Linked DNA regions of Homo sapiens: regions 1, 2 and 3 are each linked to region 4. A link is a loop called in an ENCODE intact Hi-C map of the cell type or tissue named here. Cell type or tissue: mammary epithelial cell. All regions are shown on one strand. Region 1 has its middle 53 kb from the start of LINC02531. Region 2 has its middle 240 kb from the start of MIR4643. Region 3 overlaps LOC107986623 (a long non-coding RNA gene). Region 4 overlaps LOC107986623 (a long non-coding RNA gene).

The links. Hi-C counts contacts between places; a loop is a spot of excess contacts. Peaks named below come from ENCODE experiments on the same cell type or tissue, not always from the same donor. Only the 100,000 strongest peaks of a DNase experiment are listed, where the experiment ranks them.
Region 1: a loop joins it to region 4, with 10 times the contacts of the local background. A loop is called at or near these places in 7 of 110 quality-filtered maps.
Region 2: it touches region 4 in a loop (5-fold over the local background); 3 of 110 quality-filtered maps call a loop at or near these places.
Region 3: a loop joins it to region 4, with 5 times the contacts of the local background. A loop is called at or near these places in 2 of 110 quality-filtered maps.

The regions. Positions count from the first base shown.
Region 1 is chr6:92,774,277-92,779,276 of GRCh38, forward strand. No RefSeq gene overlaps it. Among named protein-coding and RNA genes, the nearest start is that of LINC02531, 53 kb to the left of the region's middle. In mammary epithelial cell, a CTCF peak has its summit at 3,070 (motif pointing left); no DNase peak of the experiment used is centred here.
Region 2 is chr6:91,274,608-91,279,607 of GRCh38, forward strand. No RefSeq gene overlaps it. Among named protein-coding and RNA genes, the nearest start is that of MIR4643, 240 kb to the right of the region's middle. In mammary epithelial cell, a CTCF peak has its summit at 1,923 (motif pointing right); no DNase peak of the experiment used is centred here.
Region 3 is chr6:90,857,798-90,862,797 of GRCh38, forward strand. The region is part of intron 2 of LOC107986623 (a long non-coding RNA gene); the gene reads left to right. Among named protein-coding and RNA genes, the nearest start is that of MAP3K7, 270 kb to the left of the region's middle. In mammary epithelial cell, CTCF peaks have their summits at 1,998 (motif pointing right) and 3,633; a DNase peak (open chromatin) is centred at 1,514.
Region 4 is chr6:90,938,592-90,943,591 of GRCh38, forward strand. The region is part of intron 3 of LOC107986623 (a long non-coding RNA gene); the gene reads left to right. Among named protein-coding and RNA genes, the nearest start is that of MAP3K7, 350 kb to the left of the region's middle. In mammary epithelial cell, a CTCF peak has its summit at 2,458 (motif pointing right); a DNase peak (open chromatin) is centred at 2,450; H3K27ac peaks cover 278 bases.

The DNA.
Region 1 (5,000 bases), 1.8 Mb after region 4:
GTTTTTAAAAGAGAGACATCTAAGAAAAAATGAATATATTATGTTTGAAAGTAAATCTTGAAAATAGATCTAAAAAGGAACCCCCAAAGTATGCTTAATTCTTTTAGAAAGCATTTAAAGTAATTATTAATTTCAAAGATTAATACGTAATGATAAAATCTGAATCCATAGATAAATAAACATCATAATATGGATGTATTAATAACATAACTGAAAAATGTATAAGTAAAAAATTGGCATAATTACAAGAGGAAATAGGAAAATCACAACATAGAATATTTTAAAATTCAAATCCACCAGGTAATTGATAGGCTAAGCAAAACATAAATGTATAAGGCTATAGAAGATTTGAATCACACTGTTAGCAAACTTGATCTAGTGAATATATATGCAATCCTAAATCCAACAATTATACCATTTGTAAACATACATGGAGTATTTTTAAAACAAACATAGACCCTAGGTCTATGTTTTTCTGTATAATAGCTACTAGCCACATGTAGCTATTTAAATTTTGAATTAATTAAAGTTAAATAAAAGTAAAAATTCAGTACTTCAGTCATAGTCACATTTGAAGTACTCAATAACAACATGTGGCTACTATATTGGACAGTACAGAATATGACATCATTGAATACAGTTCTACTGTGTAACAGTGCACTAGGAAAAATTATAAAGATGTTTCTGCAATGTTACTCATACAGGTAATTATTACAAATTCAAAGAAATGATTTTCAACTTTGAAAGAGAAAATGTCCCTTTTTTTCTAACCCAATCTTTTTAAAAAAGGTATATCTGGTCTTAAAGTTATTTCAGGGGTTTGGCATACTGGAAAAAAAATAAATCAATGAGTAAACTAGAAATGAGGATTGCATTATACACGAAATCTAATAAAAAATGATCAAATGATTTTAAGTAAATTACAAAAGATTAGAAAGAAATGGTGAAGAGTCATACCTATTAACTAGTGCCCCTTAGAGAAGAAAAAGTATGATTGACAAGTTTATTGCAGCACTATTCACAACAGCCAAGATATGGAATCAACCTAAGTGTTCATCAATGCATGAGTGGACCAAGAAAATGTGATACATAGAGGCATAGTATTCAGCCATAAAAAAGAATTAACCTGTGCCATTTGCAATAACGTAGATGGAACTAGAGGCCATTTTGTTAAGTGAAACTTAACATCAAGTACAAGTACTCAGCATCTTGTACTTTTTCTGCACATTAAAAAAGTAAAACAAAACATTTGCAACATGCATTAAAAACACTGTTTTTAGAGTATTTATGAATACCACTTACAATATTCAAATATTCCTCATGTCCAGAGTTTCCCTAAATGCTGTGACCTGCTTCTGTATCTTCACGTTTTTTTTTTTGTTGTTGTTTGTTTGTTTTTGTTTGAGACGGAGTCTCACTCTGTCGCCTAGGCTGGAGTGCAGTGTCGTGATCTTGGCTCACTGCAACCTCCGCCTCCTGGGTTGATGCCCTTCTCCTGCCTCAGCCTCCCAAGTAGCTAGAACTACAGGCACCCGCCACCATGCCCAACTAATTTTTTGTATTTTTAGTAGAGACGGGATTTCATCATGTTAGCCAGGATGATCTCGATCTCCTGACCTCGTGATCTGCCCTCCTTGGCCTCCCAAAGTGCTGGGATTACAGGCATGAGCCACCGCGCCGGGCCGTATCTTCACTTTTTATAGCCATTAATTGCTCCAGAATTACCTTTGTATTTTTAGCCAGTTCCCTGAAATCTATTCATCTAGCATTGATATCATGAGCCTTAGCCTTCAACGCTGTGCTTGATTCTATAAAATTCCTGTTTCAAATTTCCATAAAGCTCTTAGAAAAAGAGATGGTGTTGCATAACTGCTGCAACTGGGTTCATATCAAGTATCGTTGAGTATAAATAATAAACTAAGTATAGAATTTTATTTTTTTTTTAGATGGAATCTAACCCTGTCCCCCAGGCTGAACTGTAGTGGCACAATCTCAGCTCACTGCAACCTCCGCCTCCCAGGTTCAAGCGATTCTCCTGCCTCAGCCTCCTGAGTAGCTGGGATTACAGGTGACTGCCACCACACTTGGGTAAGTTTTGTATTTTTAGTAGAGAAGGGGCTTCATTATGTTGGTCAGGCTGGTCTTGAACTCCTGACCTCAAGTGATCTGCCTGCCTTGGCCTCCCAAAGTCCTGGGATTACAGACTTGAGCCACCATGCCCGGCTGGCAGATAATTGTTTTTTAAATAATATACTTAGCCAGGTGTGGTTGCTCCCACCTGTAATCTAAGCACTTTGTGAGGCTAAGGTGGGAGGATTGCTTGAGCCCAGGAGATCCCGACCAGCCTGGGTGACACAGCGAGACTACCTCTACAAAAAAATTTAAAAATCAGCCAGGCTTGGGCCTATATTGCCAGCTACTCAAGAGGCTGAGGCAGGAGGATCCCTTGAGCCCAGGAGGTAGAGGCTGCAGTGAGCCATGACCACACCACTGCACTCCAGTCTGGGTGAAAGAGGGAGGCCCTGTTTCAAACAATAATAAACTTAATAATTAAAGTATGGTTGAGCCAGAGCAATACTGAGAACAATCTGTAGAATGCTCTTACATCACTAATCTAGGACGCAAACAGAATCTGATCTGTCTGAAAGATATTTTTCTCTCTAATAATGAAGCAACATTCAGTAAATGCTTGCTTATTCACTCAATATGTTTTGTGTGAATACAGTACATCAACATTTAAAGAACATTCCTTTCCAGAATTAGTGTGCAAAGGAATTCTTGCATTATAGAAGCATAACCTTAGTGACCTGGGGATATTTATTCACTTAGAAAATGAATTTACTACAGCAATAAATAGGTTCCAAATTATTCAATAAAAAGGAAACTATCTTCTCTAAATTTTTTATCAATATATACCCTTTGCTGATTCCTCATTATAATGCTGTCAATATTCAGAGGGAAAAGATCACAGAAAACAATTGCAGAACCTACAGCTTCAGGAGGATATTTACCATTTGAAAACACTGCATTGCTCATAGTAGATTGGTATGTTTCCCTCTAGTGGTTAAAAGGCACTTAACTGCATCAACTAAGTCACCTTTTGAGAAACAAAGCAGGAATTGAGAACGAGGCAGCATTTAGTGAGGCAAAAATTAACATGGTCTTAAATTAAATGATTTGCAAGTAGAATCAAGTGTGGTTATTATGGAGAAACTAATTCATAGTTTAAATACCTGATCAGTTTCCATGGGATGAACAAGGACAGAGAATATTTTAAACTCTGGCTGATGAGAGATGCTGATGATGAGTAAGGAAATGAAAATCAGAAGGGGAAACAATTAAAATACTTAGTAAAACCAATTCATTTTAATGTGGCACAAGATTAGTAATGAAGCAAGATTAGCCATTTTTAATACCATGTTGCATTACTTATTTTAAAATCCCTTATTATAATAATTTCATTTTTGAAAAATCCAAATTCATGTGCTGGCTTTATTTCAATGAAGACTGACTGCATTTCTCTTGTGACTCTGCAGTCTCAGGGCGGACAATGTTCTACTTCATAAGGAGGAAAGCAGTGACACTCTAATCACAGTAATCGTTTGTCAAAATACATCATCAGGCCTAAGACATTCCACTAAACTACTCAAGGTAGTTTATCCTAGACATTGGTTGCATTTAACTATTTAAAATGCCAGACAATTACATAAAAGACTCTATGTGCCTTCTAAAAACTATGTGCATGTTAGGATATTGACCATCAATTCCACAGCAAAATGCCACACCAGCTCCAAATAGGCACACTGGGGTTCCTTGAGCAATCAAACTTACTGAAATTAAGGGTCAAAAGATCAGCACTGTAACTTTAGGCAACCCAGGGGAAGACAACAATCTTCCACCTTTGTTGTATTCTGTGAACTGGCCATGATCACAGAATGTGAAAACCGGCTATCAGATCACAGGATCATTTCTCCGCCAGAAAGCACCTGCAGTTATTATGTACAAAAGAAACTCACAATGCCAGGCTTTCAGAAGCACATAAAGCTAGCTGTCCTCTCAATTTCTCATAGGGAAATATGTGCATTCTAGAGCAAAGAAAACATCTATGATAGAGACATGCACATATAAACCTTTCCCAACTCAACTGCTCAGAGTTTGGTTTACGCAATGAATTATTGAAGGAGTGTGAAAAAAAAAAAAAAGGTAAAAACAGAAGCTTGAAATTATCAGCTTATCACCCATAAAAAGGATATAGACCCTCAATGAGGAAGGCTGAATAAAAAGAAACAATTATTCTACAACTCCTCTTTGTGTTGAACAGGTAATAAACAATGTGGCCAATAAATTTATCTTACCCTTCTAAGGCAAACAAAAACAGATGGAAATAGAACTGCATGCAATTATTGATAATTTACTTCATATATTTATTCATTGTCCACAATGAGCTATAGAGAAAATATAAGGGAAATGGCTCCAGCCTTCTAGAAAATGAAATCAAAAGGAGAAATATATAAATTTGCTATTTTAATTTTTATTTTATTTATATTTAGTAGCAACTAAGCAAAGCTACAGAGATTGAGCAGAGGTTTCATGGTTTTTCAGAAAACTTGGAGATTACAAATTGTGAAACCCAAAATATGAAAATTCACAATATACATCTTCCATATTGTGGTCAACCAAAATATATTACACAGAAAATATGTTAATTACTGAGTCATGTCAGGACAAAGAAAGGATATACAGAACATGTTAATTAAGGCTCATGCAAAATATCATGTGTAAAAGCCTTCAACCAATAATAGAACACTTTAACAATCTGGGATTATTTTAGTCTTATTTTGATTTTTTTCTGACTTTCTGTTGAATTTAGAAAACAATTTATAAAGTCTGAAACATTCCTCAATCTCTTTGGCACAGATGAAGTTGCTAGGACAGGGATAATTTTTTGTCATGTGTTCTAATAATATCTATTGAACAAACTATTTTAGTGACCCAAAATA
Region 2 (5,000 bases), 340 kb after region 4:
GGAAATGTTTATCTTTTCTCCTTGTTTCACGTGGTTATTCTAAAGTTCAAATGACATAATATATAATACTCTAAACATTAAAAATCACTATATACATGCTATGTGCTATTTAATTTTTCAAGCTAAAGGATAAGGAACAAATATCAACAAAACTGCAAATTGGAGACCTTTTCCTTAGTGAATCTCATTGGCCACAATTGGATCACATGGCCATAGCCTAGTAATGTAAAAGGCTGGGAAGTGAGTTTCTAGCCCTTTTGGTGGAAGATGAGCCTTGCCAGGTAAAAGAAAGGGAAGAGGAGATAGGAGGCAGTGGCCGCTGGGTAGGCAACCTGCTGGGTCTGCCTCATGAGGTAAAAGTAGGTGTCAGGGGGCATAGAATAGGCACTAGCATCACACCTGCAAGGATGTTTCCCCTTAGGAGGTAGTGATCACTAGCTGGGGAAGGGCAGGGTGGAAAATGTGAGGGCGGCCTCCAGAGGAGGCCTGGAAGCTGAGCAAGCATGAGCAGGATGAGAATAGAGAAAGATATCTAATATGGCCAGTGCAATGATGGGGGTGTGGGCCCAACCCAAATCAGCTTCCTAGGGCCTGTTGAGGAGTTTTGACATTAAGAGAAATGGAAATCCACTGGAAGGATTCAAGCAGGGGATGGGGGTAGGGGGCCATAACTGGATTATGGTTCCTCTCCAGGGAGCAGTGTTTATCATTGTAATTTATTGGTTTGTTTTTGCAATTAGGAGAAAGGATGGGAGAAAGGTTGGGAAACTAAGTGGTTATAACAGATCAGATTCAACCAATGATAGGCCGCAAGCCAAATCCAGCCCTCTGCCTGCCTTTGTATGGCCCCAAGATAAGAATAGTTTTTATAATTTTAAATTTGAAAGACAATCCAAAGAAGAGGAATATTTTGTGACATTTGAAAATTATATGACATTCAAATTGCAGTGTTCATGAATAAAGTTTTGTTGGCACACAACCATGCTCATTCATTTGTGTATCATCTATGACAACTTTCACGCCACAGGCAGAGCTGAATGGTTGCAGCGGGGCCCTTTTGGTCTGCAAAGCATCAAATATTTACTATTTGGCCTTTTACAGAAAATATTTGATATCAGTGATGAATTTTCCAGGTATCACTAAGTTTAACAACATAAGAACTCCTCGATAAAGGGTGGAAGCACTTATCCCTGTACTTACAAGATCTGCTTTTAGGATGAATAGTACAGTTATTTATGTAGATACTGAGTGAGGTAAGTAAAATGTACTGTATCTGTTGTTACACTCTGGTGGGAGAGGTAGACATCCAGCAACTCTTTACACAGAATATATATATTTAAAAGTGTCATAATAGAAGGAGAGGTTACTGTGATTTAACATAATTTCCTTTCTAGTCAAGGGGAGAGCCTCTTTGAGGATGTCACATTTAAGTTAAAGAATGGCCTATGAAAGGTCTAGGCAAAACTTTCAGACAGAGGGAAGAGCAAGTGCAGGCAGGGCTGAACTGGGCACGGGGTGTGTTCAAGGAGCTTAAAGAAGGTGATATGGCTAAAGCATGGTGAATGACTGAGACTAGGCAAGGGCTGGGCTGGGCAACAATTTGTAGATCAAATGTTAAAGATGTTGAGAATACAGTGGGAAGCCTTGGAAGGGTTTTGAAAGAGTAACATGACTGGATGTACTTTTCAAAAGAACACTCTGATCTCCTTCTAAAGAGTAGACAGATACGGCAATAGCTGGAGGGGCTGTGGGGACACGGAGGACAGAAATGATGGAGTAAGTTTTGACTATTGAAGGGGAATATGTGGTAGAGAGAGGGAGGTTGAGAGCTCAGGAAATAGGCAACACCTAGTGGAGTGAACTCTAAGAGGAAAGGGCTTCCTAGACATTAGAGGTGAGATGGTTCATCTTTGCCACTAGAGGGAAGAAGGGGGAAGGATCTCAGAAGTACATTTTAACTCTAAAGCCCATCCCCTTTTCTGAATTCAGTGCTACCTAAGAAACTTCCTTCAGCTTTTTTTCTAATTAAATCAAGGTCTGAGGAGGTCAGCAAGCAGCCCATTATTTTTTCACTAATATTAGTTTTATTGTATGGTGTCTTAATCATGCTACATGTTATTTCTCTCCCCCTCTTTACTCTTTCTTCTCTGTTAGACTCTGTTTCCTGCTTCAGGCATTTGGAACAATCCATACATGCAGTGGAGATCTCTGCAAATATCCTCAACCATGTTATAATTCTTCTATCCTTTCTATTCTCCTTTCATCCTCTTTTTCTTACTTCCTCTATGGGACTTCTCATATTTTGCCTTCTCACTTTCTTTGTCCTCATCTCCCCCATGATTATAGGTGCTGCACCCTTTTTTCCTAATCTGCTAACAGCTCTAGCTATGAGGTACCAGAGGAATAACAAATACATGTTACATAGGTAGATAGATATCACAGACAAAAATTTGTTTAATTCAGAATGAAATTTTACTAACTTCCATTTTAATAATTTAAAAAATATTTTAGGTTTTCTATCTCTCCTATCTATTCTCCTACCAAGAAATGCAAAGAATTCTAAGATTTCTAATTCCCATTTTAATAATGTAGCAATAAATTGTTTTTTTATTGTATGTTTCTATTATTCTTGTTTTACATCTACGATTAACCATGATATAACATCTCACTATCATAGAAAGGAAGTTAGCATTATGCTGATTTTAAGTTATGGAGAGAAGTTTTCCAAACGTACTAAATTAGCCAAATGGTATTCCTTTTTCAAGTGATGACAGTTAGAGTTAAGGTTAATTTCCTATTAGGATTATTCTATTATCCCTTGTTTGTCTCTAAAATTTCCACTAAGAACACTTACTTCCCCTTACATAAGGAACACCTGGGGTTAATGGAGAGCTGTGGTTAGAATTCTACAAAGGACCCAGGTGAATTAGGCAAGCTAAGGTTTGCTTTGTAGCCAAAGTCAGAGGGAAAGAGGGAGGTGTTACCAGGTGTAGTAAAGTTTCTGTCACCTTCAGAGACTAGTTTATTGGCTGTTGAGTTCCTTCTCTATTCCTATCTTTTTGCTTCCGAGTTTGGTTTTGTAATGACTGTGTTTCTTTCATAGGTCTTGTTTCCTTTACCTACCTCTTCTGAGGTTCTAATTCTAGTTGCATCCCCATTCTGACAATCTCATTTTGACTGCTGTCCATCAGCTCTGGACTTCCAGATCTTAGAATGGGTGCTGGCATAGTATTACCCTGTCATAGTGACCTCTGCCCTAGAACGTCCACAGAAACTTGGTATATAAATACGATATGCAGGCGCCACATCAGTACCTGAGATGCTGGTAGCTGAAGAGTACAATTGTAGTCCTATTTACATTAATACTCCAATTCTAATGGCTTCCGTCTCCTACATCATTGACTCTAGTATCTCCAGCCTTTTATGGTGTCTACTTTCTATGTACCTTTGATATTCCACTGATGCTAACATATGCTTATGAATCCATCATTATCACTTGCCACTGAGGCTGAGTCCTCCAATCTCATCAGTTGCACAGAGGAACAAATCCAAGAGGCAAATCATTTCTGTTGCTGTTGCTGCTACCATCACTCTGCCTGAGCTGGAGTCCAGTTAATTGGCAACAGAGCTGGAGCTAAGTGGCTATAGCCCTTGCCATTACTCTTACAATGTTAGAAGAAAAATGTCCTTCTTGCATAATGCTCAATGAGGGAAATGCATGAGAGAGTTCCATTTCAAAGCTGTCTGAGTTCCAGAATGTTATGGCATTTAGTAACACAACTCTTCCATTTATATAATTACCAATACACATTTTCAGCATTGATGAATCTAGACAAGTTTTAGTATTAGCTCTGTGATGGCCTTTTGTTGTGTTAACTTGGCTAGACTGAACTACAGTCCCTAAAATTCTATATCTACTATGTTTCTAGGTAGTGTGGGCTATAACTTAGGAAGCGGCGATGACCATTTTATGACTCACACCTCTCTTCTCCCTGTTACTCAGTCAAACACTAATCTAGGTGCTGCTGTGAAGGAATTCTGTCAATGTGATTATAGTCACATGTCAGTTACTTCAGGTGAATCAAAAGGGATACTATCATTGTTGGGCCTGACTTACTTAATTCTAGGGCTTTAAAGAGGGCTTAAGCCTTCTCTGAGCTCAGGGACTCAACACAGCAGCTGGACATGCAGTTACTCTCTCTTTCTCCTGGATCTTCCTTCCTGACTGGTGCCTATGGACAACACACTGCAGCTTGTGTTTGTGGGGTTCTGGCCTGCTTGCAATCCTTCTTCCCTGACTGATCACCTTACAGACTTTGAATTTGAATAGCTGGCCCCCCAAATTGCTCATTGTCTGTATAAATTCATTTGAATCCTACTTATTCAGCTTCTCTAGTTGAGCTGTGACTGATGCAAGCTGCTGCAAACCGCCTCTCTCCTTCTTCTCTTCCATCTTTGGTCCTGCTACTGAATGTGGCTCCCAAGAAGGAAATGCTTTCCTTATGTTGAATACTTTCACAGAAGCTGCCATCTCCCCTCCTCCACACTCTTCCCCAGACTTTGTCTCCACTTGGGCCACCTCAGTCTGTAAATCATCTAAGTCCTGGTGGTAAACATTGTTTGAATACATTCTCAAAACGCACCTCGATCCAGCATAAATAGAGATATGATGGGAGAGATGTTGTCCAACACCACCAGTAAGGAATATTATTTTGGTTGGAATTTCACAAAGATTTGAAAATTCAGGCATCACTGGGAAATTTCTTTTTCTGTGTGATTTAATCATGAAGCAATTTGAGGAGATGACCTTTTTCCATAGATGTGGTATCCAAATGCATAATAAGTGTTAATGCAGAAGATGCATTAGTAGCTACTTTTGAAGAAACCAAGACGTCTTGTAGAATAGCCAGAAAGTTAGATGTGTTTTTCATGTGACCAAATGGCATTTAAAGAAAATGGAGGTAAACAGAATTTTTTTCCAAGTGAAAATAGCTAACTTT
Region 3 (5,000 bases), 81 kb before region 4:
AGGACATGCAGAAAGTTCTGCCAATGCCTCAGGAGGCTAAGAAAGGCCCCTCTCCCAGTCTGGAGCAGGTCTGAATTGGAGAGCCAAGAGGGTGCACAGTGCTAAGGGAGGGGACAGAATCTAGTCCTGGGGGGTTCTTGGGTCCCTGTGATCTGAAGTGGAGGAGGTGATGCTCACTGCGGGCAGAGGCTCTCATGCTCCCTCCACATGCAAAGTTCAGGGTTCCTTGCTGCTTTCGTTTAATAAAACCTCTCTCTACAACCTTTTCTTAATGGTCTCACTGGGATGATTCTGAAGAGAGAATTTATCAGGTCAGGCAGCAACCTTAACCTCTCCAAATCCAGCAACGTCAGTTCTTCTGCGACAGGAAACTTGGGCAATAAGGACCATGAAAATATCCAGTAAATTACCACGATGCTGTCAGTGCTGATACTGTTAAATTTTGAGTAGGAATTTCACAAATTGACCTTTACTGCACTATATAAAATCATATAACATAACATAGTATAATATAACATCCCTGTGAAGTTCTTGTCAATAAATGATAACCACAAGATTAAAAGGTGGAAAACCCTTATTTTCTTAGGGATATCAAAGTACGTATAAGATTTAGGCATCCTATTTAGTCTCAGGTGTAAGACAATTCTGGTCTGTCTCTCCCTTTCTCTCTGCAATTGTTTTTCTGAGCACACTTGACTGAATGCCCTTGATAACTTAGCAGTAGCCACCTATCATGTGCCTCTTATGATGTGTTGGACATTTTGCATGTATTATTACAGCCAATACTCACAGAAACTCTGCCAAGGTAGGTATTATTATGTCTCATTTACACATTGAAAGTTGAAATCATTTGGAGAGATTTGTTCCAGAGGCAGAGTGGAGGTTCAAGCCCAGGCCTGACAGGTGCCAGAGCTGCAGTCCTCTCTCCACAGATACAGCCACCTCCTAAGAAGGGCTTCCTGCACATGTTTACAACACACCTCATCAGGGTCATTATAAGCTTTCTTTGACAACTAATAAGATTTCAGATATACTTCTAAAAATCAAAAGAGCAATTTTATCAGCAAATACAGCACTTACAAGGGGAAGCAATATTATTAAAAATAATAATATTTTCCAAGTATTGTGATTTAAATAGCCATTACTCCAGTGTGGCAGTATTTAAGATAGTGTTAGCAGGAATCAGTAATGCCAAAAATTAAATATGACATTTACTTTGAAACCAGAGTTTATACAGTACGGTTCCCTTGTCCAAACAGATCAGAACGACACGTCTTTATGTTCTGTCTAAAGATAGTTGTCCTGCTATCACTACACATTTGTCTGGAGTGGGTGGTCTGGGAGATGTAACTGTGTCCCTGCTCGGTAGGCTCAGCAGTTCACAGTGTCTGTTACTTCCAAATGCTGCTCGACTTTTGGCTGTTGGGTTCATCCTCCTACGTTGAGTCAAAGGGGTCAGATAAGTCCTTTGGAATGTCTTGTTCCAAATCACTGCTGCTGTTACTAAGCAAAAGCAAAAACAGTGCAGCCGCAGCCATGTGGGAACTGGCCTCGAGGCTTGAACAGTGGTGGATGAGACAGATGGGCTAATGCCAAGGACAGTTGCCCTACTGGTCACTTTCTTAGAGACTGGAAATAAATGCCATGGTCCCCTGTGCTCCAACTCATCTCTGTGTTGGTGACCTAGACCAAGGGCCATCTGAGCCTAGTGCGAGCATGCTCACATCTTTATGAGCCTATCCTTGCCGGTGTGTTTTTGTGGACCAGTGTCTGTGCCTTTGCACCATGAGCTAATACTCCTGAGATATATTTATCTCAGGAGTCAAGTCAGTTTTTCAGCTGCGCCAATGATTTGGTAGGGGTAAACCTTGAAGCAGGACAATTCTTTTTTTTTTTTTTTTTTTAAATGAAGTAAAACAGCGTGTTAAGTAAGGGCTAATAGAACTAGTGTCTGAAGATGTTTTGTCTTGTAATATATGTGCATCACACAAGGTGGCAGAATAAGCATAAGGCGATCCTCCAAATGCCAGGCGGGGATGCTGCATTGTTTGCAAGGCAGGAGCTGGTCACTAGCCCCTACCTTCACTGCTGCAGCTGCAGCTGCTGCTTCTCTGTGAGTGTGCTCACGTCTGTGTTTGAGGGGAATATGCCACGTAGTTTAATAATTTGCTGGCACCCCATCCTTTGCTTTCCATGAGAAACTGTGTTAGATGATTAGACCGCCCTGGTTTATGAAAATGCATACCTACTCCTGGCTCTGGTTTATATGCTTTCTCTTTGATTGAAAATGCAAGCTCATTCTCCATCAGCATTCTAGTTCAACTCAAGGGCATTGTAAAAGCACAGCCACAGACAGTTTTATAACATAATATCAAATTTTAACTTTTTTCTTCTCCATATAGGGTGTAAATATGAAGTTAAATATTTATTGTTTGTCAAGCATATTAACACTGTTTGTTTCTCTCCATAAGGAGAATTAAAAGTTCCTGGATTTATTTTTAAATTTAATTGAATAGTTAATACTTAATTTTAATCATTATTAATTTAATTTTTAATGTAGTCATTTTTATGGCTGAATTAAATATTTTACCAGACTCAAGCTTGTGAACAAGGCCATTAGCAATTGACTACATAGGACTGTCAGGCCAAGCATCAGAAATACTACAGTAGAAATTTATCTGTACTATTAACCTATTCAGTACAAAGAAATGGGACATCTTTCAAAGTCATGAGGAAAACATTTGATCTCTCAAATAAAAAAAATGGAAGCTACGCATAGGCCCCATTTCTCATATAAAATTCACGTGTCTTAGCTTCAGAAGTTTTAACTGACAACAACTTATTTTCCCAAGTTCTATATGGAAAATATCAGGGTCAGCTATGGGAGGGGATAAAATGCTCATTCTCCATAAAGTAGGTCAGACAATTTGCCAAGCTAGATCACCAGGGAGACAGCTGACTATGGCTGGTCATCTTTGGTCAGTTCTTTCATCTTCTCTTCCCTATGATCACTGTTTTTCAAGGGCTTTCAATACTTCTCTCAAGTTCTGCTGGTTCCTGAATCTGTGTCTCTCCTCTCGCTTAGCTTAAATTGTAGTCCTTATTTCTAGGCTTCTTGCAGTTGGCTGCATCTCATCATTTCCTCCTCCACCTAACACCTACCAGCACTGTGCTGGAGTTAGCTCAGACTGGCTTGGGAAAGCCAATTTTGCATATCTTTTCCCAAGTTCTCAGTCAGTGACGTCAGGTTGAAAGCTTAAATTGGCCATGGTGGGAGTATTTACACCACAAAAATCAGCCAACACCATGAAAAGTCAGGGCTCTTCCCTCCCATCCTCCAAGCCAGTGTACCTGCCCACCACTATGTAAGACCATGGATTCCAATGAAGAACCCCAACTCCAAGTTGATTCTGTCATTTCACACCCCTGAATATGTGGTTAATGGCACACCGCATGAAGTTAATCTTCCATGTGTTAACCTCCCTAACTGGAAAAAAATATATTTATTCACAGAACTGATGGTATTCTTGTTCATGTTTAGGAAAGACAGATGACTGCATTACGCAGCTGGTGTGCCATTTAAACCATTGTGCACACAGCAGCTGGGCAGAGATTTAAATGGAAAATGTCTCCACCTATAGACCATGCCAAAAATGAACTGCAAATGGTCCAAACACCACAGTAAGTTTCGTGAAATGTCTGACACTTCTTCAATATACTGGCTACTCCTAGAGAGCTTGGCATTGTTGCCCAGTGCAGAGAATTGCAAAGTCACTTGATTTTTGAGGGAATTTACAATCTGCTTTATCTTGTGGGTTTTTGTTCCTCTAAAAAGAGATGTCCCAACTTTCTGCACTACATTGGAATCTTTTCTCCTAGAATTCAAATAATCTGTCAAGGTCAAGTATTCAAAGTGTTCAAAAATTCATAAAAATTCAGAACATTCTTTAATCTGGAATTCAAAGCCCTCTCCAATATTTTTCCAGCCTACTTCCCAATCTGTTGTTCTCTGTGATTTCTGACCACTCCATCTTTGCTCACACTGTATCTTCCGCCTGAAGTGTTTTTTATTTAATCTTCTCTATTTTATTAAAACTTTATCCTGTTTCAAGGCGGATGTGAAAATCCACCCCTCTATAACGCTTTCCTGATTTCCCCACTTGGAAATACATATGTTCTTCACAGGACACTTACAACAGTTTCTATACCTGTTAGGTTGCTTACTAATTTTTATATTTGCACATGTGTTTTATCTTCCTTACTAGATTTGAAAACGTAAGCCGTGCGTGCTGGTTATTAAGCTATTGACTCTCTGCTCAATTTGCCCTTTTTCACTCTGCATATGAAGCTGGGGCTGATACTATGCAAACCATACGTCTGGTTTGCTGGCTGCTTCCTGTCAGGGGCACCAGGTGGAGAAACTGGAAGGAAGAGGTGGGAGGGAGACGGAAATTGTTTCTTCCTGTTTGCTTCATGTTCCTGAAAACGATATTCCAAGGATGGCACATCACTCAGTCAGTAGCAGTTGGTTCCAGCCTGCAGCTTCTCTCCAAATGCCAGAACCCACCTCATAGTGTCCCTCAGAGGCACCAGCATCATCCATGTTTCTCAGGCATCTGGACCCCAGCTCCTTGAGGCCTGTCCTGTGAGCTTTGCTAAGTAGAAGCCCCTGCTCAGATATTAGAGCCCAGCTCTGAGTGGGCCCTCCTCTAGCTTCTAGGTCCTTCCCTATGTTTCCTCAGCCCAAGAATGCACCGCGTCTTGCAATTATGAAGTCTATGTTGCCCCAACCTTCCTTCTAAAAGGTCGTTTCGGTTCTCTAACACCCGCATTATCAATTCTCTATAATAAATACCCTGTTGAAATATCCAGTGTGGTTTGTCTGTTCCTGACTGGACCCTGAATGCTACACAATGACCGATCCATCTGGTTTCCTCCTTTGTCCAACCCCTAACCCAGTTCCTACCAGTGTGGTTTGCACACAGTAATTCCTTAATAAA
Region 4 (5,000 bases):
AATTCTGAGGCTATTTATAAATTGCTACACAACTGGTTTAGTGTTTCCCAGAGTGGCCTTGTAGTATTGGGAATAATGTTCCCAGGATGCTCAGTGAAGACAGGATTCCCTTTGAAGATAACTTTGGGAAATATCACACCACTCTCTCAGAAATAGACATTGCCCACTTGCTTAGGAAAGGCTCTTAGAAGTCCTGCATAAAGCAACCCACTTGACTTTGTCTAAACCATCATTTCTGTTTTTCAAGACGTTTTGATCACACAGCTTCTGATTCCCCTCTCACCCCAAGTAAGACCATTTTATAACCTATGGAACGGAAAAAGAAACTCCAGATAACACATATGTTTATTTTTCAACCAATTATATGTATATATTGTGAAGCCTTCCTCCCCTCACCCCCTGCCCCTGATTTCCTACTCCTTCCCAAGCGTTGACTATTTCTCTTTGCTGAAATAAGAACTTGAACATATACTACTTGCACACATTTGATGGCTGAAACAAGGCGCCAGGGATACTTGGGTTGCTTTCTGAGTTTATCAGTAGGTAGGATTCAGTAAAACCATGGAAGTTTGTTCTAAATGAAGAAAACATCAGTCAGAATTGTGTAGAGTCCAAAAATAAATTTAATTTCATTACTTCCAATGGATAACTTTATTTCTAGAATGCTGCCTAGGAAAGAACCTTGGGCAAGCCTATTCTATTACTAGAAAGGGATCATTTATAATTACAATAGCATTTGTTTGTCTGCTGAATGTACCTAAATTGCCTGAAAACTACTTACTTGCTCAATCAGTTAAACATTTTTCTCTTTGGAAATATTAATTTGCTTAGCAAATTCACTTTTCCTAGGTACAGGGAAGTAATCTTCAGCCACTTTTCCCCTAGCTAGAGGAAAGGTAAACTTTAACCTAACCATTTTTCTAATTATCACACGTTTTGAATTAATGGGGTCCAAATTAATTAAGGTTTTATTATAGTTTCATCCTTAGGAGACAAGGTTTCATTTCCCTCTTTTGAGATATTTTCCATCTGAATCAAAAGAAGATTAACCTCACTACTCTCATTGCTTGAAGCCAATGGGTTTCAACTTCTTTTTTCCCTCCTCAATGTACCTGAGGGTTACGGAACACTCCCTCTGTAAGGAAAAGATGAGGTGTGTGGGGGGCTATAATTAGGAAAATCTCCCCAGGTGATTCTGATAAGCTCCCTGCCCCTTCTTAAGAATCCTGGCATTAAGGCTTTGATTAAAAACTTGTAACCCTCAGGCAAGAGTGGAATTGGGGCGGGAAGGGCAGTGGAGGCCCTGACAGGACTCCAGCTAAGCAAGTTGGCAGGGGGTTTTGTCACAACTGGTCAGCTAAGGCATGAAGAAGCACAAAGATAACAGGTCAGCCAACAAGCATAAGGCAGAAGATTGCCATAAGCATTTTTAGCATGATTAGCTGTCTCCACCGTATGTACTGAACACTAGCTGCTGATAACCCAGGAGCAGCTGGGAGGAAGGAGGCTGAAGACCTCAGAACAAAACCTGCCTTTGGGGCAAGCAGGGACAGAGACTGACATTTAATCTGCTTGATGCTGGATCTGTGAATGAGATGGAAAAGTAAACTGCATCCAAGTACTTTCCCACTTTCTCCAATCTAGTCCACAGTAACCTGAGGTCTGTGATACAGAAACATCCTGCTAGATATGGGTTCATAAATGATATAGATGTGTACAAACCTTAGAAGAGGCTAAAATGTGATGTTTAGAAGAATTTATCTGTATAATAGAATATTAAGAGAGTCATCAATTAATATTAGGAGACTCACCATAGTCCTTGTTTTCAGTTCCTCTTATAATCTATCTCTTGAGGGTTTAGACAGAACAGCTGGTAATGATAAACAAACACTCAAAACATTTCTTTTGACTTCCAAGCAAAATATTAAATGAGTAAGGTATATATTTCCTTTGATATTGATGTACTGAATCTTACAGGCTATTAACTAAAGCCCTTTGGGAAATACTTTACCTAATGCTGTTATAGTTTTGTCTGTTCTTATTGTTTTATTCTGTTTAAATAAACTTGGATGTTTGTTTAATTATATCTATATTAATTATATCTATATTAAGTTCCTCCTAACTAGTTGTCCACATTTGATACCGTTGTAGCTATCTTCTAATACACTAACTTGAGGGTAGATCTGTTTAAAGGTGAAGACTGCTATAAAAGAGAATCTTCTCTTTTGTCTTGAGAATATCTGAATGCTTAATAGCTGTTATGTTCCCTTGTCACACTGAATTGAGTTTGGGCAACCAGGATTGGGCTAGTTGCAGCTCTATGAACACGAGCAAATCATTTTAGCTCTTTGGGTTTCAGTTTCCTTATCTGTTGAATATGGTTTCTTCCTGAGGCTGCTGTACGTGATTTTATAGGTCAGTGATACTGAATTAAGTTTCAGGTTTTGGACACTAGATGGTGATGTTGTGTTGCAATTTGAAGAAGTCTTCCTCATCTTAGCCAAGGTCGACACTCAGGCTTCATATTTGCTCAGCTTTTAATAAATACGGTGTATGATTAATGAAACTCTATCCATGAAACATACGTAATTGATCATGGAAATAACACAAATGGAAGAAGAAACCAAAAATAACTCTAGCTCCTTTTTTCATCCTACTTATATGTTAGGCAATTTATAAATCTATTGAGGCTTTAATGGCAGGCCTAGGCTCCTGATGCCCACTTCCTGTTTCTCACTTCTCTCATTCATCCTTTTGGATTCCTAAAACTACTCACCTCAGAAGTGCTTATGAGACTTTAGGCTGCCTGTTGAGATATCAGAAATATACAAATGAATGCAATTTTTGTTCAGAAAAACCTCCCTATAAGTACATTTCCTCATCCTAAGTCAAACAGCCTGAGAACAGTTCTCTCAGAAGCCTCTTCATGGATGATTTCCTGCTTGTTTACAAATCAGCAGTAGAAGGAGAATGAGTTTACTAAAGTGGTGGCTGCCTTTCTCACTCTTCCTGGGAGTGAATTCTTTTGAGCTCAAAACACAGAAGGACATAAGAGTTCCTAGAACTCCCTTTTTTTGGGTCCTCTGTTTCCTGACTCTGAGTCTGCAGATTTTCCTGATGGTTTTAGGCTGGATGATGGCAATCACATAGCCACTCTACTATGGTTCTCTCATAGCTACTCACAGAGCCACTCTGCTGCAGGATAACTTGCTCATGAAAGGAAATGCCAGATTAAACCCCTTGCCACCCTGGACCTGGGTCCTCCAAACATGGAATAGGTATGTGGGGGAAGGAATGAGTTCATTTTGAGCAATTTAACACATATTTTAATGTAATTATACCCCATTAAAAAAAAGTAGCTTTTCCCCACAGTGGCATACTCCTTTACTGACATGAATGAGTAATTGGAAATGGGGAAGGCCTTTCACTGGCGATCCTGTGTGCTGTCTCAGCAAGATAGCTGTACCAGACGGGGCTGGGGCAGCGATATCACTCTGGTAGGTACCGCTCCCTCAGGCACGGTTGTCCTGATTTATGAAACTGGCAGTTGTCCTGGTTCTTATGATAGGTTGGGTCATCGTATTACATGACCTAACCCTGAATCTCAACCAGAGTGAGTAAATCTCTGCTATCTTTTGGCTAGATGACACAATCAATTGTCACTTTACTTTTCTTTGACTTACATACTCGAACACATAGAACTATAATTCACTTGAGGCTTACAAAAAGAAAAATGGTTTTAAATTTGAAATGTTTCACTCCCAGCAGAAAAAGCTGAAGGAAAATTAACTTGACTCTCATAGTCCAGTAATTTAAGGCTAAGAGAAAAAAGGTCCCTTTATACAGTCCAGAAACATCTACCTTATGGAACATTTTAATTCCTTGGTCTAAGGAACCTAAGGCAGAGATAGGCTCCCGGAGGACCTGAGACTCAGAATTTACAAATTAAATTCTTTCCCATTCATTCAGCAATAGAAGAAATACAACTAAAGAATGCAAAGAAACAAAAAACTTTGAGACAAATGCAAAGGGAACTTGGAGTTAATTTTATATAGCCAGAAGAATGGATTCATAGGGGTAGCACAAAGACCATTTTTTAATGAATTGAGCCTGTACTTGAGTGATAGCAAGGAGATAAATATAATGTGGAACTTGGCATGAATGAATAGAAATCCTCACAGCTACTAAAGCCATGTCTCTTTTAGCTTCATTGTGTAGTTACAACAGAGCAGTTTAAAAGACCAGAATAAATGTGACCTGAACATTTGTCTGTCTTAGGTTTTATGAGTACAATTTGAACTAAACTGTGCCAAATCAGTAAAGAAAACTATGAAAATAAATACGTAATAGTCTAGCATCGTATTTAAAATGTAATATAGCTCACTAACCAAATAGACCCCAGATTTAAAATACATTTCAAATATTATTTAGGGTATTTTGGGATCATTTTTTTTCCCAGGTACAGCAGATAATGGCAAATTCAGTAGGACTTGGTAAGAGAATTTCATCAGAAGCAATAAACAGGCAGAGTGAAAACTGATTATATTCTGATTTATGTAGTTCATTCATGTTCTGAGCTGTTTGTTCTGGCAAATGTACATTCCCTGATTCAAAAATTTCTATAAAGGTGATTTGGTTCAAAAAAAAGGTTTTATGTCTAGGGACCATACAGATTTTAATCATCTTCTTTGTGCTCTGTTCTGTGTCTTCTTTGTGAGGCTTTTCTACCCTTCAGCACTATTGTTTCTCAAGGATGATTTTTATCAAGAAAAACACGCAGAGAGTAGAAGAAGATTTAAATCTTAGTAGAGGTTTATTTTAGTTTATTATTATTTTTTAGTTTAAGCTGGCTTGGTGAAATTAAAAACAACAACAACAACAACTCTTCCCAAAGCAAATGTAGTATTTGAGAATAACATAGGAATGGGTCCCTAACACATGAGCAATTATTATGGTGAGGAGTGAGATTCTGTTCACTCACTGCAAGAAGGGGATGCTTT